Linked DNA regions of Homo sapiens: region 2 is linked to region 1. A link is a contact called in ENCODE Hi-C data. All regions are on one chromosome and are shown on one strand. The core of a region is the stretch at or near the end of the contact, and the rest is flanking DNA. Distances in the headings are between cores, read along the strand shown.

Region 1 (4,174 bases), core at 989-3,488:
TCTAGGGTTGTGAAACTACTAAATTTCTTTGCATATAAAAATCACAATAAAGCATCACATTTTATTATTGTAATTAATACAATAAAAAACTAAAGCTTTATAATCTCCACTACTACAGAGCTTTCTGCGCAATCTTAAAATTACATTCCTCTTTCAGATCCCATTTACCTTTTTCACTGTAGCATCTCCTTCAACGCCCTTCTTAGCATTCTGATCCCATCCCAAGTTCCAAAAGGTTAAAAGTCCTGTGCATTACGTTCAGGACCGCAATGTACTTAGAGAAGCTCAATATTTTGAATGAATTAACGAATACTAAACTGTCCTTCCTTCCCTCATCCAGTTAGAATGGTATGTTACATTTATTCCCCACTCAAAAATTCTCAGATGTAGGGAGGAAGATTAAAAAGAAAACTCCCACCTTATGGAAAGAAAGTGGCAGGAAATTAAATGAGATACTATGTAATCTTAATAGACAAACTGGTTCTATCCTCTTTCCCTTTTTTGTTTCCACAAATTTGCTTCTGCTTAAGTGACAAGACTCTCGCAGACAAGTCAATAAATCAGGTCCCCATCCTGCTTTACCTATTCAACATCTCTAGCTCTCTGTAGGATGGTGAAGGAGAAAAGGGTAGAGAAAATTGGGCAAATTCTATAATACCATTTGGTACTATATATTTCATCTTAAATCAGGTTTTAGTTCAACATCTGTGTATTGCCATGCAAGAAATAACTCCCAGTCCGGGCGCGGTGGCTCACGCCGGTAATCCCAGCACTTTGGGAGGTCAAGGCGGGTGGATCACGAGGTCAAAAGTTAAAGACCAACCTGGCCAAGATGGTGAAACCCCGTATCTACTAAAAATACAAAAAAATTAGCCGGGGGTGGTGGCGAGCGCCTGTAATCTCAGCTACTCGGGAGGCTGAGGCAGAGAATTGCTTGAACCTGGGAGGCGGAGGTTGCAGTGAGCCGAGATCGCGCCACTGCACTCCAGCCTGGGCGACAGAGTGAGACTCGGTCTCAAAAAAAAAAGAAAGAACTCCCTAACTCTTCTGCAGTAGCAATGAATATATTTGATACTAAAATGTTTTCATTTTCCTAGTGGGACATTTACTGTCAAATGAATGTCCTTAACTTCAATTTACAGTAGTTACCCAAAAAAGGCTATCTTCACTGACTATGCATACCTAGAAAAGCACATCATCCTACTCACCGACCTTAACAACATCATCTTTCGGCCCTAATTAACAATGTGTTTGTAGGTTTGCACACGCACACCCATCAAACGAAGGACAAGTGTTCTTTTATACCCTATGTATGTGATACAATGGGCTGTAGTCGAAAAAGATTCCTCATTTTGGAAAGAAGTCATAACTTTATGTAGTAGTCTCCTGTCTCAAGATCGCTTGACACAGCTAATCTTACATCCGTCTGAAAGAAGCGGGGGCGGGGGTGGGGGACGGAAGTGACAGTTTCCTCTTTTTTTTTTTTTTTTTAATTTTATAGAGACAGTGGCTCGCCATATTGCCAAGGCTGGCCTCGAACTCCTGGGCTCAAGCAATCCTTCCGCCTCGACATCCCAAAGTGCTGAGGTAACAGGCGTAAGCCACTGCGCCCGGCCTCCTATTTTTCATCAAATAAAATACAACCGTTCAGAGCAGCATGCTCAGCAACCACGAGGACCAGTCCCAGCGCATCCAAGGTGCCGGGAGGGAAAGGAACAGAACTCCCCCAGGTAAGCCGGTTTCCCCACGCCAAGGCGCAGTCGCTCACCACCCAAATCGTCGCTGGGGAGAGACCCACCCGGCGACTGCGCGCTTCGCACTCGAGTCTGCGTTAGGAAGCCTCTGACCCTTTCCCGGGCCCCTGCGCGTGGAAGCCTCGGACACAACTCGGAGAACCAGCGAACCCCGGCAGCACAGAATTCGAACCGCCGCGGGAGCCGTTGGGACGCGCCTACCCGGTCACTGCCCCGCCCCGGCGCAGACTGCGTGAGGCGCCGCCGAAGGCGCGGGGCTTGCCGGGGATCGTGGTCGGCGAGCGCGCCCGAGCCCACTAGCGGAGCCCGCCCGGGACTACATTTCCCACAATTACCGCCATGATGCCCATTGGTGGGGGAAGCCATGGGAACCGGAGGCCGTCAGGGGGAGAGGCGGGCGGCGCTCACGCCTGGCCTGAGGGGGCCGAGACTGAGGCGGTTGCGGAATAGGACTGCTAGCCCCGCCCAGAGTCCCTACCCTTTGGAGAACTGCGCTTCTCTTTCGGAGGGAGTGTTCGCCGCCGCCGCGGCCGCCACCTGGAGTTTCTTCAGACTCCAGATTTCCCTGTCAACCACGAGGAGTCCAGAGAGGAAACGCGGAGCGGAGACAACAGTACCTGACGCCTCTTTCAGCCCGGGATCGCCCCAGCAGGGATGGGCGACAAGATCTGGCTGCCCTTCCCCGTGCTCCTTCTGGCCGCTCTGCCTCCGGTGCTGCTGCCTGGGGCGGCCGGCTTCACACCTTCCCTCGATAGCGACTTCACCTTTACCCTTCCCGCCGGCCAGAAGGAGTGCTTCTACCAGCCCATGCCCCTGAAGGCCTCGCTGGAGATCGAGTACCAAGTAAGTGCGGAGGATAAACCAGCCTCCTTCCTTTAACCCAGCTGCACTGCGTTGTCGCCTCTCACCCGTTTAGAAACTTCTGGTGGACGGCCCTGGTGGTGAAGAGGCGAGGGCCGTTCAGGAAGCCAGCCCGCTCCGCGCAGGCGCGCGAGGCGAGGCGAGGCTCTCGCTGGGGCCGGGGACCCAGAACTTAGGCTGGACCTGGAATTGATGACTACCCGCCTTCTCCCCTTTCCTCCGGTGGGAAGGAGGCCAGAACTGGTGATGTCGCTGGCTTTTCTCTTTGTTTCCTAATTCGCCCACTGCTTTTCTTAGCCACTACACGCTCTCATACTGAGAATTTCACAATGCAGAACTGATACACGTTCTCCTTCATCATTGGACAAGGTGATGACACTTGTTTGAATCACCCCCACCCCTTTCACACAGTTCAGATGTTACAAATCACTGTCTTTGCTTCAGTTAAGGGTTTTTGGATTATGATCGTGTAATTGGCATTAAGCCCGATTTTGAAATTTTTTGGAAGACGCTGTTGCTATATTTAATGATACATTTCCGTTTAAGTTATATATCCATTATTTTCAAAAGATCAAATCGTATATTAAAACTTTATAACCTTTCTTTTCATTTTTTCATTGAGCATTGTAAGCATTTCCCTCGTGTCATTGTTTTTTTTTTTTTTTTTTGAGACGGAGTCTCGCTTTGTTGCTCAAGCTAGAGTTGGAGTGCAGTGGCGCTATCTCGGCTCATTGCAACCTCCGCCTCCCGGGTTCAAGCGATTCTCCTGCCTCAGCCTTCCGAGTAGCTGAGATTACAGACGTGCGCCACCATGCCCAGCTAATTTTTGTATTTTTAGTAGAGACGGGGTTTCACCATGTTGGCCAGGCTGGTCTCGAACTCCCGACCTCAGGCGATCCACCCGCCTCGGCCTCCCAAAGTGCTGGGATTACAGGCGTGAGCCACCATGCCTAGCATGTTTTCTTTTTAGTATCTGCATAATATTCTTGCTGGGAATTACCTTATTTTATGTAGTCATGGTGGTAGGGGGTAATTTCTTAGAAGAAATCTTGTTCGTTCCACAGCAAATTCCGATGTTTTCAGGTAGCAGTACAGGGGGGAAAGAAAAGGCATTGATGTGTTTCATCTTTCAGTTTTTTAGAAGTTAATTATAATCATCAAATGTTAATTTTTTAAGTTGATGTAGAGAATTGTTTTTAAATACCAGGTACTGTCACATACAGAGCAAAATAAAAAGTTGTAGAATTTTTTATACGATGGAACTTTAGGATTAAGTTGTATATAGATACACACGATAAGCACAGAGAATAAAATATCTAAAATCACATAGTGAGCAAAACTGAGGCTAAAACTCAGTGTTTCTTGATTTCCAGTAAAGTTCAAAAGTTCAACATTTACTGAACAGTTAACACGTGCCAGGAATTGTGCATGGAGGTGGGGGAGACGGAGGGGGAGCTGGGTTGTGCGGGATGTAGGTAAAAGAGAAAGAAAGAATCCCTCTTCTCAAAGAGCTTAATAAAGGTTACTGGCTCATAAACAGGTAATTTCAATAAAGGATG
Region 2 (4,050 bases), core at 1,390-3,889, 4.7 Mb before region 1:
TGGACTTATCCTCTATAGTTGTTTAGGAGAATTATAACAGAAAACGAATATGAAAATACACTGTATAACTCTTAAAGATAACTTGGATTCTTGTACACATAAATTAACTATCAATTGCTAACTGATAAGATGTATGTTAAAGTGTAACCTGAAAGAGCAATAAGCCTGTATCCCTGTAAGTTAGGAAATTGAACATTGAACCTGACTGATTAAATTGGGGAAGAAATCATATGTATTATAATTATATATATTATATTTGTAAATTTATATATGTTTATATGTGTATATCTTTTCTCAATATATACATATGTGTGTATATGTATGTATGTATTTGGGTGTTTATATGTGTATTTATATATATAGACTGATAGAAAAATAGATATAGATAGATTTATCTATCTCTCTATATCTCCAAGAGGATCTAGAGTAAGTGGGTAAGGTGTGGTTGTAGGGAGATGCAGGAACATCTGACTTTGGAACATTACTCCATGAAAAGATAAGTAGTTATTTTGACCCATTTTAACTACAAATTCATTGATAGATATTGTGACCTATTTCTCAGCAGTAAGTAGGACAATGAGAATATGTGATGCAGAGAAACTAAAGTTTCTAAAATGAACTGCCCAGTGTATAAACGAATGTACTCTGTTCATTCAATCACCAAGTGTTCTTGGTCTCTTATGCTTCAGTCCTGAGCTAGGAACTGAGTATCCAGTAAACAATAAAAGTACACATGGGCCCCCTCTTCCTGGAGCTTCCTCTCTAAATAGAAGACATATATTAAATGAATCACATTCAAATAAATATTTAAACAACATTTGAAAAGTCTATGAAGACGAAATATAATGAAAAAGACAGAGTGGGTGTAATTTTGTTGGTGATGGGGTTAGATCATAAAGGCTTCAGTGAGACCTAAATGATGAGTAGAAGGGGAAGAAGAGCTCCAAGTGGAGGGCAATGTGCAAAGGTAGAGAAGTGGATGGAGGATGAGAAGATTACCTTGTGGTTGGAACATAATGAGTCAGGGCAAGAGTGGCGGAGAAGCGGAGTAGAGCAGGTTATTCAGCGGTTACTAGGGAGTTTGTATTATATTCTGACTGCAATGGACCATTGAAGGATTTATACCATGGGTACCTGGGTGTGTGGATGTATCGTTGTATGGCATGAGCCAGTTAATACTTTCTAAAGCTCAATCTGGTATGGATATGAGGTAAGAATAGAAGCTAGAATACCAGTAGCTTGGACCATGGTGGATGCAGCAAAATGGAGAAATGAATGATTCAAAATCTATTTAGGAGGTTGACTTCTGAGAGTTTGGGCATAGATTAAATGAGGCAATAAGGATAAAGGAGTCAAAGATGATTCTAAGGTTTCCATTTAACTTTCTAGTGTCTGTTAATATTTGATTCAAGAAAAATGTATCTGTCTTTTAGTAATTTCCAGGTTCTGGAAGGTAATCTGATGGTTTGTTCAGAGAAGCCTTCTCAACCACGCAAGGTACCCATACCCTAGTTATTCTGTCCTATTTTTCTTTTATCTTACAAGCAGGCATCACATTTTCTTACTTGCTTATTTTGAGTATAATCTCCATGACAGTGATGTGTATTCTTGAAGACTATATCCGGAGAACCTAGCACAGTGTCTGTGTCTGGCATATTGAAAATGCTCAATAAACATATTCGTTGAATAAAACGATGAATGGACTAATGAAAAAATAATAAGGGAGAAATACTTGACTCCAAGGTGTCACTACCTAGCCAAGTGCATGAAGGAGTGCCGCAAATGTCCTAACGGAAGTAGAAAGTGTTATGGTAGAAGAGAGGTGGGATGCATCTAACAGGGGTGGGGGGGGGGCGGGGAGAAAAGGAGAGAGGTCTGGAGTACACATATCCTCAAAAAACGAGGTGAATGTTTTCTGGATTGGGACCAACTCTACAGGAAATCTCTCCCTTCTCCTCAGCAAGCTCTAGAGCAAAAACGAAGAGCAACTTTTCAAAAGAGTTTCACGTTTTAGAATAAAAAATATTTAAAAAAATAACCATTAAAATGAGACTTTCCTGCAAAAAGACAACCTTGATTATGTACCACCTGCAGCACTTCCTGTATGCTGCTGCGGGCTGTGGATGTTTTTGCTCGCCTCCCTCCCCTCCCCGCTGGGGCTGTGAACTCTCAGAAGACCGGTGCTTTGGTATCCTCCACTGCAGCTCAAACCCCGCCCACCTACTTGGTGGATGGATGGAGGAACATCTACTATTTCATCCTTGAGGAGTTCCTGAAAATGCAGTTGCCCCTCAAACAATGTATCTACATCTCGCGGGGTTTCTGTGGAAGAAAAGAAAAAGTGCAAGTTGTTGCTTGGAGCGCGGACTGCTTTTACCTTTGCCTGGGGATCCCTCCTATCTGGCCCCGCCTGCCTAGCTCTGTTTTTAGCAGTTTAGAGATTAAAGGCCAGTCCCCAGAGCGGGTGCTCTACTCCCTCCCTCCCTTCTGCTTGCAGGCTGGGGCGCGGAGCGGGCTGAACTGGGAAGGCCGGGCTGCGGCTGCCGTGCCTGGCGCGGGAGCCGCAGGACCGAGAGCGCAGCCCCGCCCCGGGGGCGTTGCCGCCCCGCGCCCGCTCCGCCCCCGCGCCGCCGGCCCTAGTCTGCCTGTTTTCGACTCGCGCTCCGGCTGCTGTCACTTGGCTCTCTGGCTGGAGCTTGAGGACGCAAGGAGGGTTTGTCACTGGCAGACTCGAGACTGTAGGCACTGCCATGGCCCCTGTGCTCAGTAAGGACTCGGCGGACATCGAGGTACGGACTTCGCGCCGGCTCGTCGGTGGTGGCGGGGTGGTGGGGAGTGCTCTGCGGGTAGGTGCCGGGGAGGCCCCCGCGGCCCCCGCACCCCGGAGAGTGAGAGACGCGGGAAAGTTTCCCCCGTGGGAGCTCTGCGGGGGAGCGGAGGAGCGCGGAGCCACAGGCCCGCGTGGGCAGGCGGGGAGCTCAGGGGAGGACTTTCCGCTACTGGAGGGGTTGCCCTTTGCGTCGGGACCTGTTTACTTCGGAAGAGATTTCAGGAAGCCTGTCTTGTCCTCCTCTGAATGTCAGTGACTGAAGAAGCACTGGAGTTCCAGAGAGGTGGACTCTAGGGGGTAGGAGTGCCCATTTCCCACACGTTCTACCCCTTCACCTCCTGTATGTCGTTTCTGGACACCTCCACTGCCCCCATTTCCAATAGCTGAATCCTGCTATTTGCAAAGGTGAAGCATAGAAATAAAACATCTGTGTGTCAGCTGTAGCAGTCGCCTCTAGTCATAGTATTGTTTATGAAATAATTTAACATGGAGAGAATGGAACGAAGTATTCAGAACATGAAAAATGCAGTGCCCTCAGAAAAACTAACTGTATTTTTCTCTCCTCTCAACGGTTTTTGATTCCCTCTTGCACTCCGTTTCTGTTAAAAAAAATCTTTTTTTATGTAAATAAGGTCCTACCTGAAACGACATGGCATTTCCTTTCTCTCTAGTATCTTAATATATGCGATGAAAAGGATTTAATTATCAACAGTGATTTTACACATACTAAACCTAGGTCAGCACTTTTGAGCTAAGACAAACTGATTTTTAGTTTTCTGTTTTGTTTGGGGCTTTTCTTTATTTGAGTCTTCTACTCTGGTAGAAAATTATGTGTGTGTGTGTTTTCTTTAGAAATAACAAAATTTTCCTTTCGTCAGTCCTTTTGGCGGCTTAAGTAAAAGTTTTGCAAACCACCTGTTTGCAAAATAGCTGCTTTTGCCACATTTTGCCTCCGTAATTGAAGAAACTTTATATTCTGGGAGGAAGTAGTCCTGTTTTCTCCAGGCTCCATAACTTGGTTTGAAAAATCATTTTAGTAACAAGAGCCAAAGTGTATTATGTGGACATCTCTGGTTAGTTTACTTTTGGTTTCTGTTTTGGAGAGTTGACTTTTTGATATTGAGCAATATGATATATTTAACAAATAGTTGTTCATCTGTGTGCAGGATAATAGATACTTGTCTTTTTCTATATTTCATTTAGGGTAGTCTATTCCTTTT

The links. Hi-C counts contacts between places; a loop is a spot of excess contacts on that map. Pooled maps may share reads with other maps.
Region 2: a map of gastrocnemius medialis shows a loop between it and region 1 (15-fold over the local background). The contact joins the promoter of DPYD here to the promoter of TMED5 in region 1. A Hi-C loop is called at or near these places in 2 of 168 maps with a recorded cell type or tissue (gastrocnemius medialis and naive thymus-derived CD4-positive, alpha-beta T cell) and 7 of 50 pooled maps.

The regions. Positions count from the first base shown.
Region 1 is chr1:93,178,477-93,182,650 of GRCh38, reverse strand. TMED5 (transmembrane p24 trafficking protein 5) reads left to right here and starts at 2,238. Exons shown (of 4, transcript NM_016040.5): 1 at 2,238-2,597. The coding sequence starts at 2,409. It overlaps CCDC18 (coiled-coil domain containing 18), which reads right to left and starts at 1,927. Exons shown (of 29, transcript NM_001378204.1): 1 at 1,799-1,927. RefSeq lists enhancers at 1,628-1,837, 2,708-2,857 and a silencer at 1,898-2,177.
Region 2 is chr1:97,919,623-97,923,672 of GRCh38, reverse strand. It overlaps DPYD (dihydropyrimidine dehydrogenase), which reads left to right and starts at 2,639. Exons shown (of 23, transcript NM_000110.4): 1 at 2,639-2,789. The coding sequence starts at 2,751. RefSeq lists a silencer at 2,434-2,833.